Linked DNA regions of Homo sapiens: region 2 is linked to region 1. Evidence: chromatin loops called from intact Hi-C (ENCODE). Cell type or tissue: gastrocnemius medialis. All regions are shown on one strand. Each heading gives the region's core, and the rest is flanking DNA. Links, peaks and the distances in the headings are about the cores only.

Evidence for each region. A loop is a pair of places that touch in the nucleus more often than their neighbours do. Peaks named below come from ENCODE experiments on the same cell type or tissue, not always from the same donor. Only the 100,000 strongest peaks of a DNase experiment are listed, where the experiment ranks them.
Region 2: it touches region 1 in a loop (2.5-fold over the local background); 3 of 110 quality-filtered maps call a loop at or near these places.

The regions. Positions count from the first base shown.
Region 1 is chr7:2,552,441-2,558,022 of GRCh38, forward strand. It overlaps BRAT1 (BRCA1 associated ATM activator 1), which reads right to left and starts at 3,084. Exons shown (of 14, transcript NM_152743.4): 1 at 3,047-3,084; 2 at 1,865-2,007. The coding sequence starts at 1,991. RefSeq lists a silencer at 2,839-3,078 and an enhancer at 2,991-3,668. In gastrocnemius medialis, for the core only: no CTCF peak of the experiment used is centred there; a DNase peak (open chromatin) is centred at 3,361; H3K4me3 peaks cover 1,985 bases; H3K27ac peaks cover 1,466 bases.
Region 2 is chr7:2,244,279-2,249,168 of GRCh38, forward strand. NUDT1 (nudix hydrolase 1) reads left to right here. Exons shown (of 4, transcript NM_002452.4): 2 at 285-448. The coding sequence starts at 297. Among named protein-coding and RNA genes, the nearest start is that of NUDT1, 4.5 kb to the left of the region's middle. RefSeq lists an enhancer at 1,678-1,727. In gastrocnemius medialis, for the core only: a CTCF peak has its summit at 3,051 (motif pointing right); no DNase peak of the experiment used is centred there.

The DNA.
Region 1 (5,582 bases), core at 1,923-4,422:
AGGAAGACCTAGATATTTAGCTCAAAGAGGGTAAAAGGCACTTTGGGAAGCAGAGGCAGGTGACTGCCTGAGCCCAGGAGATCGAAAACAGCTTGGGCAATACGGTGAGACCCCATCCTTAAAAAAAAAAATACAATATAATTTAAAAATAAAAAGAATAAAAGAACACGGTAAACCAAAAAAAGGAAGTAAAGAATAGCAGAAATTAACAACATGCAGTCTATCCCAATGCAATTATCAACCATGAGAATAAACATTTACATGCGAGAATATTTATGTAAAAGGAAAGCCATTATGACACTATTTTTTTTTTTTTGAGACGGAATCTCGCTCTGTCGCCCAGGCTGCAGTGCAGTGGCGTGATCTCGGCTCACTGCAAGCTCTGCCTCCTGTGTTCACGCCATTCTCCTGCCCAGCCTCCCAAGTAACTGGGACTACAGGCGCCCACCACCACGTCTGGCTATTTTTTTTTTTTTTGTATTTTTAGTAGAGACGGGGTTTCACCATGTTAGCCAGGAGGGTCTTGATCTCCAGACCTCGTGATCTGCCTGCCTCGGTCTCCCAAAGTGCTGGGATTACAGGCTTGAGCCACCGCGCTCGACTGACACTATTTTTTTGAGACAGAGTCCATTCTGTCGCTGGAGTGCAGTGGCACGATCTGGGCTCACTGCAACCTCCGCTTCCTGGGTTCAAGCGATCCTCCCCCTCAGTCTCCCAAGTAGCTGGGATTACGGCGCATGCCACCATGCCCGGCTAATTTTTTTATTTTTAGTAGAGACGAGGTCTCACCATGTTGGCCAGGCTGGTTTCGAACTCCTGACTTCAAGTGACCTACCCGCCTTGGCCTCCCAAAGTGATGGGATTACAAGCATGAGTCACCGCGCCTGACCTATGACACTACTTAAAATGATGAAAAATGAGAAATATAAACATCTGACAGTGGAGTGATTCAATTAATTATGGTCTATTCCTACAGCAAATAACATGTAGTCAATAACATTAACATATTATGTGGAGAAAACACTCACTATGATAGCAAGAGAGAAAGCAAGACACCAAAATTGTGTTTACAGTATGACCTCATTTTTTTTTCCCCAGAAAAATACAGCTTTATGTGTTATGAAAAGGCTGGGAGTAAATTAAAACGTTGATGGTTTAATTTTCCTCTTTACTCTTTTGTTCATGTTTTAAAGAACATGTATTACTTTGTTTTTTTTTTTTGAGACAGGGTCTCACTCTATCACCCAGGTCAGGGTGCAGTGGCACAATCATAGCTCACTGCAACCTCTACCTCCCGGACTCAAAGGATCCTCCCATCTCAGCCTCCAGAGTAGCTGGGACTACAGGTGCGCCACCAGGCACAGCTAATTTTTGTTTTTTTTTTTTTTAGAGATGACGTCTCGCTATGTTGGACCAGGCTGGTCTTGAACTCCTGGACTTAAGCAATCCGCTCGCCTCAGCCTCCCAAAGTGCTGGGATTACAGGTATGAGCCACTGCATCCGGCCCCTACTTTCATAATCAGAAAGAAAACAAATCTGATGTCTTAAACACACTAAATACAACGAGAACAACAATAAAACAAGTTTGTTCACGCCTTCTGTAGAACTGAACCTTGGGGTGCCCTGATCGTGGCTCAACTGGCTGAATTTCAGGCTCTAACTCTCCAGATCATTCTCTCGGGCTTCATCTTAACTTGCCCTCAGTCTGCCACAGATAATCCTTAGGAAGTGAAGGAAAGACATCTGATTGGCAGTTTCTGCCCTTCCTCCAGGACAGGGGAGTCCCCATCTGGCCCCTGCTCCCTGTCCCAGCCTCTGCGTCTGGTCTCTGGATAGGCAGTAAACAGCAGCACCACCTCCTTACCTCCTTCAGTGACCGTTTTAAACCAGTCCAGGAGCTTCTCCAAACAGGTGTCATCTGCCACCGGCTGCCTGGGATCTACCAGAACAGCACAGAGAGCCGGGAGCAGCTGGGCGCATTCTGGGTCCATGGTGAGGCCGCAGGCCCTGCAAAGGCAATGTGAGAGCCAAACCTCAATGCCCACTCCAGACCCAGCTCGCTCTAGTCACAGCAGCCCACCATGCCTGCTCAGGCCTGGGAAGGGGCCCCAGAACTTTCATCTCAGACCAGGAGAACCATGATCCCCAGACCAGAGGTCTGTACTGCAGGGATGGATGCAAAGCTTTGGTCTAGGTGGGGCCCTGAGCGCTGGTGGCGGGGCTGAAAGGGGCAGATGAGGGTCTAGCTGAAACCACAAGGCCTCCGGAACTCAAAGTCTGTCACCCTTGGTCTTTGGTGCAGTCGGGGCAACAGCGTGGTGCTGGCCCAGGCTGCAGGTGGGCCAGAGTCAGGGGCATCTTTGAGTTCCGGGGTCAGCCATGTGTGCAAGGGGATGTCTACCCATGCCCCAGGGCCAGCCTGGGCTGGAAAGTTTCTGTCCCTCCCAGCGTCAAGTGGTGGCTGCATTTGACGTCCTGAAGCCAGCAGGGGGGTGCGGAGGGGAAGGGGCGCCTGTCCGTGTGTCTGTCCCTCTCAGGGTCAGTGGTGGCTGCATTTGCTGTTCTGCAGCCAGTAGGAGGGTGAGGAGGGGAAGGGGCACCTGTCCGTGTGTCTGTCCCTCCCAGGATTAGTGGTGGCTGCATCTGAAGCCGGCGGGGGGGAGAGGGGGGCGGCGGGGTGCGGAAAGGAAGGGGCGCCTGTCTCTCCCAGGACCAGGTGTGCATCCGTGCGTCCAGCCTCGGGGGTGGGCGGGGTGGTCAGCGGCTCTGTCTAACCGGGGCACCGTCTGCCAATGCCCGGGAAGGCTGCGTCCCGGGAAGAGGAACCCTCCCCACACTTTGAAGTCAGTTTTGGCCGCGAGCGCCAGGCCCGAGAGTCCAGAAGGGGCGCCAGAGCAGGCGGCCACAGTCGGGCTGGGAAGCGAGCCCAGGTCGCGCACGCCCCGGGCTGGGCTGCTCCCTGGCCCGCCCGCCCCCCTCGGCCGGGTCTTGGCCTCCCCGCGCCCCACTACCACGACCTCGACCCCCGAAGGCCCACGCGCCTCACCGCTCGGTTGCGTCCTCCGCCGCAACCACCCCTCGCCCAAGGCTCCGCCTCCGGACAGTGCCACCTGCCAGGCCCGGAGGAGGCGGAGGACGGAGACGGCTGGCGTGGGGAACTGAGACTGCACCCCTGGAGGCCGCTCTGGAAGCCTCGAGGGCCCAGACTTGAAGGAAGGAGTTCAAGCTGAGAGGGGCTGGGGACAGGCAGGCGCCAAGCCGGTCGCTCCGACAGATCACCCCCGCCAGGCGCCTAGTGGTTCATGCCGAGCATCCGGTGGGTGGGCGGGGCGTCTCGAGGGCGGGGATCTCTGAGGAAGGCGCGGGGTTGTGTCCGGAGGGGCGGGGCTTCGCCTGCAGGGCGCCCAGTGTCTGCACCGGCGGGAGCGAGAAAACTATGTGCCGGAGAGAAGCGTCCTGATCCGTGCACCAAAGCCCTTGGTCATTTAGCTTCAGGTTCTCAAATTAAGTCCTCCGCGGCCGCGCTGTGGCTCATGCCTGTAATTCCAGCCCTTTAGGAGGCGCAGTTGGGAGGATTGCTTGAAGCCAGGAGTTGAGACCAGCCTAGGCAACAAAGCGAGACCCCATCTCTTAAAATTTAAAAAAAAAAAAAAAAAAAAAAAAAAAGGCCAGGCGTGGTGGCTCACGCCTGTAATCCCAGCGCTCTGGGAGGCCCAGGCGGGCGGATCACGAGGTCAGGAGTTCGAGACCAGCCTGGCCAACATGGCGAAATCCCGTCTCGTCTCTAATTTTTGTATCTCTAAGATATCAAAATTAGCCGGACGTGGAGGCGCGCGCCTGTAATCCCAAGTACTCGGGAGACTGAGGCAGGAGAATCTCTTGAACCTGGGAGGCGGAAGTTGCAGTGAGCCAAGATGGTGCCACTGCACTCCAGCCTGGGCTACAGGGCGAGACTCCGTCTCAAAAAAAAAAAAAGAAAATCAGCCAGACCTGGTAGCATGCGCCTGTGGTCCCAGCTACTCCAGAGGCTGAGGCGGGAGGATCGCTTGAGCCCAGAAGTTCAAGGCTGCAGTGAGCTATGATCCTGCCCCGGCACTCCAGCCTGGGCAACAGAGCAAGACCCTGTGTTTTAAGAAAGCAAACAGGCAGAAAAACTAGGTCCAAAAAATTGAGTTCAAAACACTAACTGTGTGTTCGAGAGTCTCAAAGCCAGTGGATAGACAAGGCTCATGTTCCCAAAGCATTGTTTTATAGCAAGATTGTTGGGAGCCAACACCAGATTTAGGAAACAAAGCAGAATTCCTATGGATATTAAAATTTAAAAATTTAAAAGCACTGACTTTGCTGGGTCACCTTTATTTTATTTATTTATTTATGGAGACGGAGTGTCACTCTTTTTGCCCAGACTGGAGTGCAATGGCTCAATCTTGACTCACTGCAACCTCCACCTCCTGGGTTCAAGCGATTCTCCTGCCTCAGCCTCCCGAGTAGCTGGGATTACAGGTGCGGGCCACCACGCCCAGCTAATTTTGTATTTTTAGTAGAGACGGGGTTTCACCATGTTGGCCAGGCTGGTCTCGAACTCCTGACTTTAGGTGATCCGCCCACCTAGGCCTCCCAAAGTGCTGGGACTACCAGCGTGAGCCAACGCGCCCAGCCGTGCTGGGTAACCTTGGAAAAGCAACTTCCCTGACGCTTGCATGCCCCCTGCACACACACACACACGTACATCCTTAGAACTACATGTGTGAAAAAGTTTGAAATGCACAGTTATCTTCCCTGAAATTTGGTTCCTCATTGTGAAATGAGATACTAACATTCACCCAGTTAGGTAATTGTGGAGTAAAGAAAACTCAACAACAGCACTGTGCTAAGTGCTTCACTTACTGTAAACTTGTATGATTCTACAGCAACGGTAGGAGAGTACCACTACCAGCCCATCAGATGAGGAAAATGAGGCACAGAGAGGCTAACTCATAAGGCCTTACAGCTACTGGATTGGCACAGTTTGGATTTGAACCCAAGCAGTCTGGCTCCAGATTTGAATATTGTATTGCACAGGTCCACAATTTTTTTTTTTTTTGAGGTGGAGTCTCGCTCTGATGTCCAGGCTGGAGTGCAGTGGTGTGATCTCAGCTCACTGCAACCTCCACCTCCCAGGTTCAAGCAATTCTCCTGTCTCAGCCTCCTGAGTAGCTGAGACTACAGGCACCCACGACCCCTGGCTAATTTTTGTATTTTTAGTAGAGACAGAGTTTCACCATATTGGTCAGGCTGGTCTCAAACTCCTGACCTCAAGTGATCCACCCACCCTAGACTCCCAAAGTGCTGGGATTACAGGCGTGAGCCACCATCGTGCCTGGCCCAGGTCCACAATTTCTTATCTCAAACTTTTGGGGACAAATGTTTTTTCAGAATTCAGAACTGTTCAGATTTTAGAAATGTGACATGGCACATGTACATTAAATATGAGATTACAGCAGAGTGTGACACACACCCCATAATTAAACGTATTAATAGTTATTCAGGGCCGGGTGCAGTGGCTCACGCCTGTAATCCCAGCACTTTGGGAGGTGGAGGCG
Region 2 (4,890 bases), core at 1,909-4,408, 310 kb before region 1:
TGCACCTGAGTACTGACTTGTGGAGAAGGAAGGTAGCGCCGGCCTCTGCTCTGCTTGATCAGCCCTGCTGACCACTGGGTTCTGTTTCTACCCCAGAAAATCACTGGTTCAATGGCAGTTTTCCACCTGCCACAAGGGAAGCCACACGTGGCAGGGCTGGGGAGTTACAGCATACCCCCCCGCCCCCCACTGCCTCCCAGAGCACGTCCCCTTCCTCCTGGCCCCTGGCACGTGCTTCCTCCACGCACGTCATGGCTGACTCTGCCCTCTCACCTTCCTTTCAGAACCCAGGGACCATGGGCGCCTCCAGGCTCTATACCCTGGTGCTGGTCCTGCAGCCTCAGCGAGTTCTCCTGGGCATGAAAAAGCGAGGCTTCGGGGCCGGCCGGTGGAATGGCTTTGGGGGCAAAGTGCAAGAAGGAGAGACCATCGAGGATGGGGCTAGGAGGTAAGGATGGGGCAGGTCTGGCCATAGAACCGGCTTTCCCAGGGCACAGGGATTCGGGCTGTAGGGCCACACCCTTGGTTTCACCACTAAGAGCTAAGTGACCTGGAGCAGGGGGTTAAGCGTGAGCCTCAGTGTCTTCATCTCAGAATGAAGAACAGTCCGCAGCCCTTCGGACTCTTGTGAAGATAAAATGAGGAAATGAACTCGAAGGACTTAGAACGGTGCGCGGTGTGCGGTGCGTGCTGAGTGCGTGTTAGCTGTTGTGGTGCGGTGGTGCTGGGGGCTGCAGGGCGTATCTGGAAGCCTCTGTGCAGCAGCTTGAATTGAACCCTCCCAGCACCCTCACTGTTGCCGAAGGGCTCGTCAGTCACTTGGTTCCTCTGTCTGTTCAGTGGAGCTGATGATCGCTTTCATCTCACACTCGCTGTGCACAAAGCCTCACTGCATCCTCAACACAGCCAGCTTCACCTAGGAAGGAACTGAAGCCCAGAGAGGTTGAGCCGTTTACCCAAGATCACACAGTCCTCCAGACGCCCCTCAACCCTCACAGGGTAAATGAGATCATCTGTGTAAACATCGCTGCACAGACGTTAGCCCCCGTTCGTGTTTTTGTTCTGAGAAAGGTAGGCCAGCTTGCCTGGAGAGGAGAACTACAGAGTAAAGAGGGTCCTGGCACGGAGGAAAGCCAGGACGCTGCAGCCTAGTGGCTTTCCAATTTTTTCATCACAACCTGCAGTAAGAAATACGTTTTGTACTCTGATAGAGTGTACACACTCAGGTGTGCAGGTACAGCTAAAGTAAGTTGCAGTAGCCGCCCTTATTACATAAAAGGGGGCTCTACTTTTCCGATTCATTTCTCTTTTTTTCTCCAGAGGTGGGATCTCACCCATGGCACACTCTTGGCTCACTGCAGCCTCAAACTCTTGGGCTCAAACGATCCTCCTGCCTCAGCCTCACGAACAGCTGGGACCACAGGCACATGCCACCACGCTCAGTTCGTTTTTTAATTCTTTGTAGAGATGGTGTCTCATTAACTCCCAGGCTCAAGCGATCCTCCCTCCCGGGCCTCCCAGAGTGCTGAGATTGCAGGTGTGGGCCACTGGCTTGACCCTTTTTTTTTTTTCAATTGCAATCCACTAAGCCGATTTCCCGGGGTACATGGGTCCCAACCCTCAGTTTGGAGAGCCCTGTGTGTGCTTCCCCTCCAAGGCTTGGGACCCCAGACCGCAGCCACACGGACACGTTCGATCAGTCACTGTGGCAGGTGCCAGTGCGACAGGCTCTGTGCTGGGGGCCGCAGCTGGGGAGGAGGACCACTGGGTGTGAGTCGGGCATACAGCGTGTCCCTGCCAGGAGTGTGTGCAGAGCGACCACAGCACAGGAAACAGGAAAGGTGGCCCCGGGGGTTCTCTGCCCAGCCCTTTGTCTTTGATCTGCTAAGACTGCCCATCAGCTCATGGATTTCTGTAGCGCTGCTCTGTGTGGGGCCTGGGGACATGAGGAGGAACAGGTCAGTCCCTGCCTCTGTGGAGCTCTCGTGTCATCTGGCTGCCGGGTTCAGGAGACCTGCAGAAGGAGGTCTGGTCCATACCTCGTGGCCAGGGGCCTCCAGGAGAAAGGAAGGGAGAATAACTGGGCACCAGGAAAATGCTCTGAGGGCCTGACGTTGGCTGGGAGAGTGTGGAAGGAGGGAGGAAGGAGACATTTGCAGAAGCACAGAGGGCTGGAGGAGCGCCAGCTGTGCAGAGAAGTGGTGGGTGTGAGTGGAGCAGGCAGCGGTGCTGAGGAGGCTGGATGGAGGAACTCCAGGTGGCTGGATTTCCGCTTCTCGTCCTGCTGGTGACAAGCAAAGCACAGGCCCCCTCGGCAGCCCTGCTTTATTTTCTTCTGAACTTTGTCACGGTCGAAGGAACTTTCCTCCTACCCTCTGTAAATATTACACAAACAGAGGGACCATCACTCCAGACCCTCAAAGCTGAATACAGTGGTGGCTTGCTGTCAGACCAGGGTTTGAGGGGGGGAACTGAGGCACAGAGCCGGAAGCCTGTGACTTCCATCCTCGGGTGTAACCTGGAGACGGGGGTTTCACCATGTTGGCCAGGCTGGTCTTGAACACCTGACCTCACGGGATCCACCCGCCTCGGCTTCCCAAAGTGCTGTGATTACAGGCGTGAGCCACCGTGCCCAGCCGAGACCCTGTCTTAAAGAAAGAAAGAAAAAAATCCTTCGTTGGGGAGCATCTGCAAGCATGAGGAATGGGGGACACTGGAGCCAGACAGGCTGGTGCTTAGGGGTCCCAGGGCCCCGGGAACCCAGCAGCAAACAGCCTCGCCCTCAGGGGATGACGTACCATCAGCCACAGGCCACCAGCACGGCCCTGGGCTTCAGTACCTGCGAGTCTGAATGGATTTGCTCCTGGGGCAACCCCAGGCCCGTGCTGCTCAGGAGCGGGAGGCAGGGAGGAGCGTCGGCAGCCCGGTCTCTGGGGAGGCTGGTTCCTGCTTTATCCACGCAATACCCAGTCCTATTCTATCAGGAGGACCCCAAGATGGGCCCTAACTCCCAGGCCAAGAGCCGGTTTAGGCACCCTCCCCGCTTGCCTGCAGGGGGCAGGCCTGAGCGCCTAACCCCAGTCCAGAGGGCTGGACTCAGACCCTCCTCTGTGGGGCAGGGGACAGGCACGTAGGGAGTACTGAATTGTGGGGGTGTGCAGATTTGGGCTTCAGGCGCACAGTGTGAGCCGACCTTTCTAGACAGCATCCCTGGTCCCCAAAGACTAGCGAGGCCGGGGACACAGGAGCAGCGATGGGAAGCAGGCCCGCCGGAACCTCCGACTCCCACCTCCCCACGCCACGGACGCTGCACCACCCTGTGTTTTTGTTTCATGTATTTCTCACCCTGTTCCCCGTGTTCCGCCTGGGGAACCGAGTGCCATGGACAGAGCAGACACTTGGGCAGAACTGAACAGCGTCATCTTCGCCTGCCTGGCGCTCCCTGCCTGGGAAATGGAGCTTCAGCTCTGTCTCCCGGCGGATTCTTGATGCTTCCTACGCTGCCATGTGCTAGGGAAGATTAACTAAAATCAGTCACAATATCCCACTGGGAGGTGACGCTTTTTAAGACGAGCAACAGCCGGCCGCCAAGAGGCGGGTGAGGCCCCACTGAGCACTTCTATTGCATCTAACTGGGGAGCCATTTATACCCAAGTAGAAGCACACGTTCACTTTGTAGCTCAAGCCCAACTTTAATTAGCCATCTGTATGAATAAATGCTGATTCCAGGTCCGTTTCCTCTCCAGTCCCTGCAGTTTAAGCTGAGGAGGCATCGCTTAAATCAGACCATTTAGACCAGGCATGGTGGCTCACACCTGAAATCCCAGCACTTTGGGAGGCCAAAGCAGAAGGATCGCTTGAGCCCAGGAGTTCAGGACCAGCCTGGGCAACATAGCAAGACCCTGTCTCTACAGAAAAACACACACACAGAAAAATTAGCCGGGCATGGTAAGAGGAGGAGACTGAGGTGCCCAGCGGCTGCAGCCCGTGCATCCCCAGGGTCCCAGCACAGAGTGGGTGTTCAGAAGTGTCTGCTGAGGGACTGAGCAAGAACCCGACTGAGCACAGCAAGCAAACGCTCAGAACGGGAGGTCAGCAGCACCGCTGTGCCCAACACGGGTTTCCACCATAACCCGAAGTTGGAACGTTTTATTCTTCCATACCAAACAGGAGTTGAGAAGGCGGCTGGGTTCCTTGAGGTGTGGAATGTCATGCACTCCTCCTTTCTTGCGTGGAAAGCCCGAGGTATAAAGTGTGTATGATGTTTGCTTTTTTTTTTTTTTTTTTTTTTAAGACAGGGTCTAGCTCGGTTGCCCAGGCTGGAGTGCAGTGGAGTAATCCCAGCTCACTGCAGCCTCCAACTCCTGGGCTCAAGCATTCCTCCCATCTCAGTCTCCTGAGGAGCTGGGACTACAGGCGAGTGCCACCATGCCCAGCTAATTTCTGTCCTTTTTGTAGAAACAGGGTTTTGCCATATTGCCCAAGCTGGTCTCAAACTCCGGAGCTCAAGCAATCAATCCTCCCACCTTGGCCTCCAAAAATGCTGGGATTACAGGCATGAGCCACCCTGCACCCAACCTGTTTGCATTTTTATTTTTTAACTTTAAGCTATTAAGGGTTAATGTTTGCATTTCTTAAGGGAAAAACAGAGGAGAAAGAGCCAAAGGAAAAACACTGAAATGGTAGCATTCCTGGGTGATGAGTTTATGGCGTTTTGTTTCCTGGTTGTCTATAACAAATATGTAATTTTTAAATTAGCAACAGCGTTAGACTACTTCGGGGAAACCTGGCTCTGTGTGCCACGAAGCAGGGAAGGGCTTGTTCCCAGGCGCAGCAGCACTTGGGCATCCCGTGGTGAAGTCAGCCCCTTACACCTCCTCCAGGCACAGC